2 separate regions of the Homo sapiens genome follow, and region 2 is linked to region 1. A link is a contact called in ENCODE Hi-C or POLR2A ChIA-PET data. All regions are on one chromosome and are shown on one strand. Each heading gives the region's core, a stretch centred on a gene start or an enhancer-like site at or near the end of the contact. The rest is flanking DNA. Distances are from core to core; before and after follow the strand shown.

Region 1 (4,562 bases), core at 1,308-3,807:
GTAAAGTACCAAGGCTTCCAAGCAATAGAGAAATGTTACAGGATGAATATGACAGAGTGGAAACAGACGGGGGTAGAATGGCACGGTCACCCTGCAATCTCATTTTTCCAATCATTTTCTGCTTCACTTTCCAGGTTACTTATCCAACTCAAAAAATGTTTACTCAACAGTTACAAAAAGCTTGATTGATTAACCACATTTCTTCTCCAAAGAATATCATGACTATGTCCAGGACTTACTCCCAAATCAAAACCCTAAAGTATCTAGTGCTTTTACCCAAGCACTCCGCTACAGCTCAAACACGTCACCTCTAGAAGGGGATCATCCATGTCGGCTCCTGGCCTCAGCCCAGGGTACTCCTGGCACTCCCACTTTAATTGTAACAGAGACCCTTTTACTCTCACAAGAGTCCTTGTGTGGACATGACCTGAGAAGGTCACCCCACATCCGACAGTCCAGCTGTTCCTTCTCCTCTCTTTACCTACATACCCTCCACTGCCTCCCATGCTTGCTTCCCTGCCACCGGAATGCAGGCAAGGCAAGTCACCTTCCTCCTCCTTGAGAACTTTCCCAGGTGAGTAAATATCTCAAAAATAAAGCACAAAATACTTACAAAGGCCAACTTCTAGCAATTACTAGCAAAATACATTTTTCTTTTTTCTTTCTTTTTTTTTTTTTTCTGTGAGACAGGGTCTTGTTCTGTCAGCCAGGTTGGAGTACAGTAACACGATTTCAACTCACTGCAGCCTCAACCTCCCTGGGGAGGACTGCTTGAGCTCAGCAGTTAGAAACCAGCCTGGGGAACACAGCAAGACTCCATCTCTAAAAAAAAATCAAAAAATTAGCCTGGCATGGTGGTGTGTGCCTACTCAGGAGGCTCAGGCAGGAGAAGCGCTTGAGTGCAGTAGTTTGGGGCTGCAGTGAGTCATGATCACGCCACTGCACTCCAGCCTGGGCAACAGACACTCTGTCTCAAAAAAAAAAAAAAAAAAGAGAAAAGACTGTAAATGGTATTTTCTCAGGGAGAAAAAAAAGGTTGCGACCCTTTAATTCTCCAAAGCCAGGCAGTAATTATATCTTTTTTAAAATACAAGGAATTTTATAAACTGTAACAAAAATTGTTAATTGTGTTTTTTGCATCTAATTGATAACATGAAGAACGTTAAACACGCCTAACCCCATTCTGCCAGCTGGTGAGAACTAAGGACCAAAGGCATAAAACTGCCTAATTAAAGTGTTTTCTTAAGTCACCCATAATACTTAAAATATTAATATTATTACTTCAAATTAGAATAATAAGGGGCCAGGTGTGGTGGCTCACACCTGTAATCCCAGCATTTTGGAAGGCTGAGGCGGGCCAATCACCAGAGCCCAGGAATTCAAGATCAGTGTGGCAAAACCCCATCTCTACAGAAAAAAAAAAATACAAAAATGAGCCAGGTGTGGTGGCACATGCCTGTAGTCCCAGCTACTCAGGAGGCTGAGGTGGGCTGGGGAGGCTGAGGCTGCAGTGAGCCATGAATGTGCCACTGCACTCCAGCCTGGGTGGCAGAGTGAGGCCTTGTCTCATGAATAAATGAATGAAGCAGTCCACCTGAAAGTGAAACAGAGACCAGACCATGTGCAATGGGTGAGTGAAGTGCTACCCCAGGCCCCATCTTCTCAAGCCCTCTACACAATGAGCAATCGCGTAGCTAGCGCTGGCCAGGATCCCAGCTGCACCTGTTTCCAGCTGGGTTATCTCTCTGAGCCTCGATTTCCCCATTTATAAGAAAGTGACAAAATATTTCTTATCTTATAAAATAGTCATCAGAAATAAAGGTAATATAACAAACAACTAGAATTAGTATGTATTTATCAGCTTATAGTTTATCCCCACCCAGTACAATACAAGCTCCAAGAGAGCAGGGATTTGGTCTAGTTTATTCACCGCTGTATTCCCAGCAACTATGACAGTACCTAACTCCCAGAGAGCACTCGGTAAATATTTGCTGAACAAATGAAAAGTGTTTACTTGACACACAGTAAATAGTCTTTTTTAAAAAAATAATTTCAGCCTAGCAGTTTTCTCCATCCCTTTGCTCTTTTAATCTTCCTCTTAGGCTCAGTTTCCCCTTTGTGTAGGGTTCTGCTTTATCTAAATAATACGAGTGTGTACAAAAGCACTAAAAAGCATCTCACGTGTCATCTAATTGTGAAATTAGGAGCAAGAGAAACCAAAAAGATCAAGAGCCTAAAACTGCCAAACATTACATGGCAGAGAAACATGCTGAGTGTAGAATAATTTTAACTGCATTCTGTTATTTAAAGAAGGTTTCCTGCTGCAGAAACTTTATGCCCTTTATAACCAAAAACATCCCAGGGGATAGAAGTGGATGGTATGGTCTCCATTCTCATCTTTGATCCTACTTGGTTCAACAGACAAGATTAACGTAGATGACTAAGCATCTACTACTTCTACTTCTGGTTTTGTTTTGTTTTGTTTTGTTTTTTTGAGACAGAGTCTTACTCTGTCATCCAGGCTGGAATGCAGTGATGCAATCTCAGCTCACTGCAACCTCCATCCCCAGCTTCAAGTGATTCTCCTGCCTCAGCCTCCCAAGTAGCTGGGACTACGGGCACGTGCTACCACACCCAGCTAATTTTTGTATTTTTAGTAAAGACAGGGTTTCACCATGTTGACCAGGCTGGTCTCAAACTCCTCATCTCAAGTGATCTGCCCACCTTGGCCTCCCAAAGTGCTGGGATTACAGGCATGAGCCACTGCGCCTGGCCAGCATTCACTACTTCTAACACTATTCCATAAAACTGATTCTGGTAACTTTTGCCCCATGTTGGCTGGGTGTGGTGGAGGAAGGCTTGAAGCCAGGAGTTGGAAACCAGCTTGGGCAACATAACGAGACCCCATCGCTACAAAAAAAATTTTTTAAATTAGCTGGGTGTGGCAGCACACGCCTGTAGTCCTAGCTACTCAGGAGGCTAAGACAGGAGGATCACCGGAGCCCAGGAGTTCAAGGCTACAGTGAGCTATGATGCTGCCAGTGCACTCCAGCCTGGGAAACAGTGAGATCTTGTCTCAGAATAAAGAAAGGAAAGAAAAGAAAAAGAAGGAAAGAAAAGAAAAGAAAAGAAAAGAAAAAATGATGAAAAGGTGGCCTACGAGACATTTTCACAAGCATTTGTTCCAATTGGCATTCATTAAAATTCTCCCACTCACAACCCATTCTAATCATAACATTTCAAGCCAAAAGATGCTTTATTCATGTTTCCCTAAACTAGAAATCACCAAACCTTTTGGCACAAGGACATCTGTTCAAAGTAAAAACACGCCGGGTGCGGTGGCTCACACCTGTAATCTCAGCACTTTGGGAGGCCGAGGCAGGTGGATCCCCTGAGGTCCGGAGTTCAAGCCCAGCCTGACCAACATGGAGAAACCCCATCTCTATTAAAAATACAAAAATTAGCTGGGCATGGTGGTGCATGCCTGTAATCCCAGCTACTCGGGAGGCTGAGGCAGGAGAATCGCTTGAACCCGGGAGGTGGAGCTTGCAGTGAGCCAAGATTACACCACTGCACTCCAGCCTGGGCAACAAGAGCAAAACTCCATCTCAAAAAAAAAAAAAAAAAAAGGAGAAAGATAATATTACAGACACCAAGGGAATGGGTACTGTTCCAAAAAAAATGCCCCGCAAGTGTTACCATGGCTAGACTGGAAGAGTCTACAATGTTACCCAGCATGCTGCTGGCATTGTAGTAAATGAACAATGGCAACAGTCTTGCCAAGAGAATTAATATGCATATTGAGCACATTAAGCGCTCTAAAGGCCAGCATCATTTCCTAAAACTCATGAAGGAAAATGATCAGAAAAAGAAGAAAGCCAAAGAGAAAGGTACCAGAGAAGCACACTGTGTGAGAACCAATGGGAAGAAGCCTGAGCTGCTGGAACCTATTACCTATGAATTCATGGCATAAGAGGTGTGAAAAAAATAAAAGACCTCTGAACTGTCAAAATGTTTCTCTTCATTGAGTAGAAGTGTGGTGTCCCCTCGCCCAAAGAACTATTTAAAGCAAATTTTAATTGTGTCCTAATTCATTATGCCATGTCTTTACTATTCAAATTTAATGTATTTCTTGCTGAAAGATGTGAGGTGGCTTACTGTGCAACAAATTACTCAATTGGTTAGAAAACAGCCAGATATTACTTACAAAATATTTGTATTGGTTTGAAGATAGTCCCTCTAAATCATCATGGAAGAAATAAAATAGCTTACAAAAATAAAAATTAAAAAAAGAATATGGAAATAAATGTTTATGTGTCAAAAATCCTGTCTTTTTTTTTAAAAAAAATCTAATATTTCTAATTACTACCCCAACAACAAAAAAAGATTTGATGAAGGAAAATGAGTTATCTAAAGATTCAATATCAGATGGACATGGTGGTTCACACCTGTAATCCCAGCACTTTGGGAGGCCAAGGCAGGAGGATCACTTGAACCCAGGAATTCAAGACCAGCCTGGGCAACATAGCGAGGCCTTGTCTACAAATAATAAAAGAATTAGC
Region 2 (4,562 bases), core at 900-3,399, 110 kb after region 1:
CAGAGGTCACCGTGAGCTGAGATTGTGCCACTGCACTCCAGCCTGGGTGACAGAGTGAGACTCTGTCTTAAGAAAAAAAAACAAAAAAACAAAGAATATGTTTCTTTCTGAGATGATTAAACCTAAAAACTGATGCTGTTCCTCTGTCTTTTTAGGTTTTACTGTGCAGTTTGTTCAGATGGAGCCATTGCCACGGGCACTGAAGTGGATGTCTTCTGCATTTGGTGTGGGATCCTTCAGTTAAGGAGTCTGCACTATGGTGTTAACAGTTTTGGCAACAGACTGTGTATGTTTTTAAACAATGAATTTCTTTTTTTTTCTTTGAGACAGAGTCTCACTCTGTCACCCCAGCTGGAGTGCAGTGGCGCAATCTGTGCTTACTGCAAGCTCCGCCTCCCAGGTTCACGCCATTCTCCCGCCTCAGCCTCCCGAGTAGCTAGGACTACAGGTGCCCGCCACCATGCCCGGCTAATTTTTTGTATTTTTTTTTAGTAGAGATGGGGTTTCACTGTGTTAGCCAGGATGGTCTGGATCTCCCGACCTCGTGATCCACCCACCTCGGCCTCCCAAAGTGCTGGGATTACAGGCGTGAGCCATAAACAAAGAATTTCTAAAGGCTTATCTTAATCTGAAAGTTTGGCTGTAAATAATATGTCTTCAATATTTATTTTCTACTGACACCAAAAGAAGAGATATGTGGAGATGGAATACCTGATTAGGCACATGTCACAGTTAAAACATTTCACTGGGGAAAGTTTAAAAATTCTACAAGAGATTTTTGTTTTTGTAGGTGAATTCTACTTTACTAGAGCTTCGAAAAGTAGTTAAGATATTAATCAACAGTGAAACAGGCCGGGCACAGTGGCTCACGCCTCTAATCCCAGTACTTTGGAAGGCTGAGGCAGGCAGATCGATTGAGCCCAGGAGATGAAGACCAGCATAGGCAATGTGGAGAAACCCCATCTCTACAAAAATTACAAAAATTAGCTGGACCTGGTGGCACGTGCCTGTAGTCCCAGCTACTTGGGAGGCTGAGGCAGGAGGATCCCGTGAACCCAGGAAGTCAAGGCTCCAGTGAGCCATGCTCACACCACTGCACTTTGGCCTGGATGACAAAGCAACATCTTGCCTCAAAACAAACAAACAACAACAACAACAACAAAAAAAAACTGAAGCTGTTGGATTGGGTTTGGCACAGTATACAGCAAGACTTCTATTTCTTGCTAAATTGGCACCTTCATTTAAATCCTTGTGGCAAAACATTTTTAACACATTCTGATTAAAAGACAAAGTATTCCTCATAGCACCTTTTCTCTCTCAAATGTAGGAAACAACAACCCCTGAACTTTACTACTTGTCTGTGCTCCTGTCGGTGAGCAGCTTAACTTCTACAGGTAAGCAAGAAAACTTCCCAAGTAACCAATCCTTGTCAAAGGCTTACCAGTCCTTCGAGGCAAGTAACTACTCAACCAGCACTGTGACTGTGATGTTGCAAGGAGAATATTAAGCTCTAGTTCCTCTTTTTTTTTTTTTTTTGAAACAGAGTCTCACTTTGTTGCTTAAGCTGGAGTGCAGTGGCGTGATCTTGGCTCACTGCAACCTCCTCCTCCTGGATTAAAGCAATTCTTCTGCCTCAGCCTCCCCAGTAGCTGGAATTAAAGGTGTGTGCCACTATGCCTGGATAATTTTGGTATTTTTAGTAGAGATGGGGTTTCGCCATGTTGGCCAGGCTAGTCTTGAACTCCTGACCTCAACTGATCCACCCGTCTCAGCCTCCCAAAGTGCTGGGATTATAGCTGTGAACCACTGTGCCCACACCCTAGTTCCTCTTAAAGCAAGAGATCCAAGAAGCTAAGAAGTATGAAAAGCAAAGCAAAGAAAACGGGGGGAGGGGAGGGTTAGGATGGCATATGAAAAGCCATCCTTCTCACGTTACTTCCACTGCATTTAATGAGATCCTATTCTTTATCCTGTAGTGCTTTTGTCAGGCCTGGGGCTGATCTGGCGGGCCAGGGTGACCTGTCGAAGGCCAGATGCTAACCCAACAGTCTGAGCCATCTGGGTCCTGTTTTTCCTGTCTGAGATACTCGTCTCTACCAGGCTGGGCCTGTCCCAGCAGCACTGCCACCTATCGGCCATCACACGACCATCTCCTATCCTGCTATTTCAGCTGAACAGCAGGGCCAATAACAGGAAGCATGTCAAAATCAGTCATTTAGTAGAAAACTGCATTATGCCAGGCGTGGTGGTTCATGCCTATAATCTCAACACTTTGGGAGGCCAAGGCGGGCGGATCACTTGAGGTCAGGAGTTCGAGATCAGCCTGACCAACATGTCAAAACCCTGTCACTACTAAAAATACAAAAATTAGCCGGGCATGGTTGCAGGTGCCTGTAATCCCACCTACTTGGGAGGCTGAGGCAGGAGAATCACTTGAACCCGGGAGGCAGAGGTTGTAGTGAGCCGAGATTGCGTCACTGCCCTCCAGCCTGGGTGACAGAGCGAGACTCTGTCTCAAAAGAAAGAAAAAGAAAGCTGCATTTAAGTATTAATGAGCACTCACTGACAATGGATAAAAAGAAACAGTTCCGCTGAAATCACAGGACTGACATCATAACCCAATTCACCCCAAATAAAGATCTCCTATCAAATACTTTCACAATGATTATTGTGATTTTCTAAACCTCATTTTTTGTTCAATGAAGTTAAGTGGCATCAGCTGGGAGACTGCTATAGAAATAAGTGCTGAAAAAGAGGAAGGAAAATAGAAATCTTAGTAATGAACAAAGGTTTAGTTTCAAAAGACCCCAGTAATTCAGATTGTGTATTTAAACAAGGTCAATTTATTGCTTCTTTAAGAATGTAGTGGGGCCGGACACGGTGGCTCATGCCTGTAATCCCAGCACTTTGAGAGGCCGAGGTGGGCGAATCACTTGAAGTCAGGAGTTTGAGACTAGCCTTGCCAACATGGTGAAACTCCGTCTCCACTAAAAAAAACAAAAAAATTATATATATACACATACATATATATATATACACACACAAAAATTAGCTGGGCCTCTTGGTGTGTACCTATAATCCTAGCTACTCGGGAGGCTGAGGCAGGAGAATCGCTTGAACCCAGGAGGTGGAGGTTGCAGTGAGCAAAGATTGCACCACTGCACTCCAGCCTGGGTGACAGAGTGAAACTCCATCTCAAAAAAAAAAAAAAAAAGCAGTGGAAGATTTTAGAGTAAAAATAACCACAACCTCCCCCTTATAGATTATAACAATCTTCTGCATCATGACAGCTAATTGTTTTCTAGAGAAAATAGCTAAGTGACCTGCATTGTGTTTTGTCTTTCTCTTTTTTTTTTTTGAGACAGAGTCCTGGTCTGTTGCCCAGGCCGGAGTGCAGTGGTGTGATTTCGGCTCGCTGAAATCTCCGCCTCCAGGGTTCAAGCGATTCTGCCTCAGCCTCCCACGTAGCTGGGATTACAGGTGCCTGCCACCATGCCCGGCTAATTTTTGTATTTTTAGTAGAGATGGGGTTTCACTATGTTGGTCAGGCTGCTCTTGAACACCTGACGTCAGGTGATCCACCTGCCTCGGCCTCCCAAAGTGCTGGGATTACAGGCGTGAGCCACCATGGCCAGCCGTGTTTTGTCTTTTTACTTCAGTGTATATTTAACAATTCCGGGCCAGACACAGTGGCTGACGCCTGTAATCCCAGCATTTTGGGAGGCCAGGTGGGTGAATCACCTGAGGTCAGGAGTTCGAGACCAGCCTGGCCAACATGGTGAAACCCCGTCTCTACTAAAAATACAAAAAATTAGCCAGGCATGGTGGCGGGTGCCTGTACCAGCTACTTAGGAGGCTGAGGCAGGAGAATCACATGAACCCAGGAGGCGGAGGTTGCAGTGAGCTGAGATGGGGCCATTGCACTCCAGCCTAGGCAACAAGAGTAAAACTCTGTCTCAAAAAAAAAAAAAAATTCTGAAGTATTTTTGTTAGGGACTAGTTACTCACAAATGGTCCCAATGTCATTAAGGACTGGATACCACTTCATTTTGAGACAGGGTCTCGCTCTATCACCCAGGCTGGAATACAATGGCACAGTCACTGCAACCTCCACCTCCCGGACTCAAGCCATCCTCCCACCTCAGCCCTTACCCCAAGTAGCTGGGACTACAGGTATGCCCCACCAGACCTGGCTACTCTTTTGTATTTTTTTGTAGAGATAAGGTTTCACTATATTGCCCAGACTGGTCTCGAACTCCTGGGCTCAAGCAATCCGCCCACCTTAACCTCCCAAAGTGTTGGGATTACGAGCATGAGCCACCTCACCTGGCCGACAACTCCATTTCTTGAGAAAAAGAACAGTACTAATGGGCAAGAAGAACGTATTCAGTATAAAATCTCCCAAAGTATCTCTGACAGGCACAGCACCTGAACACATGGAAATGACTGTTCATCTGTTCTCATCTGGAGAGGTTACCTAATATATACCCACTATCCCTTGACGCCACCAACATTTTCGGACCACCTTCCACATCCCAGACACAGCACTAAGTTAGGAATTA

What was found. A loop is a pair of places that touch in the nucleus more often than their neighbours do. ChIA-PET counts read pairs that join two places held with the same protein, here RNA polymerase II (POLR2A). Pooled maps may share reads with other maps.
Region 2: a loop to region 1 is called in a pooled map, with 2.2 times the contacts of the local background. The contact joins two enhancer-like sites. A Hi-C loop is called at or near these places in 3 of 50 pooled maps. POLR2A ChIA-PET finds 5 or more read pairs at or near these places in 6 of 52 experiments (AG04449, GM10248, GM12878 and 3 more).

Annotation. Positions count from the first base shown.
Region 1 is chr1:10,053,851-10,058,412 of GRCh38, reverse strand. The region is part of intron 1 of UBE4B (ubiquitination factor E4B); the gene reads right to left. It also overlaps the pseudogene RPL21P21. Among named protein-coding and RNA genes, the nearest start is that of UBE4B, 23 kb to the right of the region's middle. Within about 2 kb of position 2,557, at least 5 of the 41 ENCODE cell types and tissues checked have a DNase peak (open chromatin) inside an H3K27ac peak, as active enhancers do.
Region 2 is chr1:9,948,063-9,952,624 of GRCh38, reverse strand. All of the region lies in intron 1 of NMNAT1 (nicotinamide nucleotide adenylyltransferase 1), which reads right to left. It also overlaps the pseudogene TMEM274P. Among named protein-coding and RNA genes, the nearest start is that of NMNAT1, 6.9 kb to the right of the region's middle. Within about 2 kb of position 2,149, at least 22 of the 41 ENCODE cell types and tissues checked have a DNase peak (open chromatin) inside an H3K27ac peak, as active enhancers do.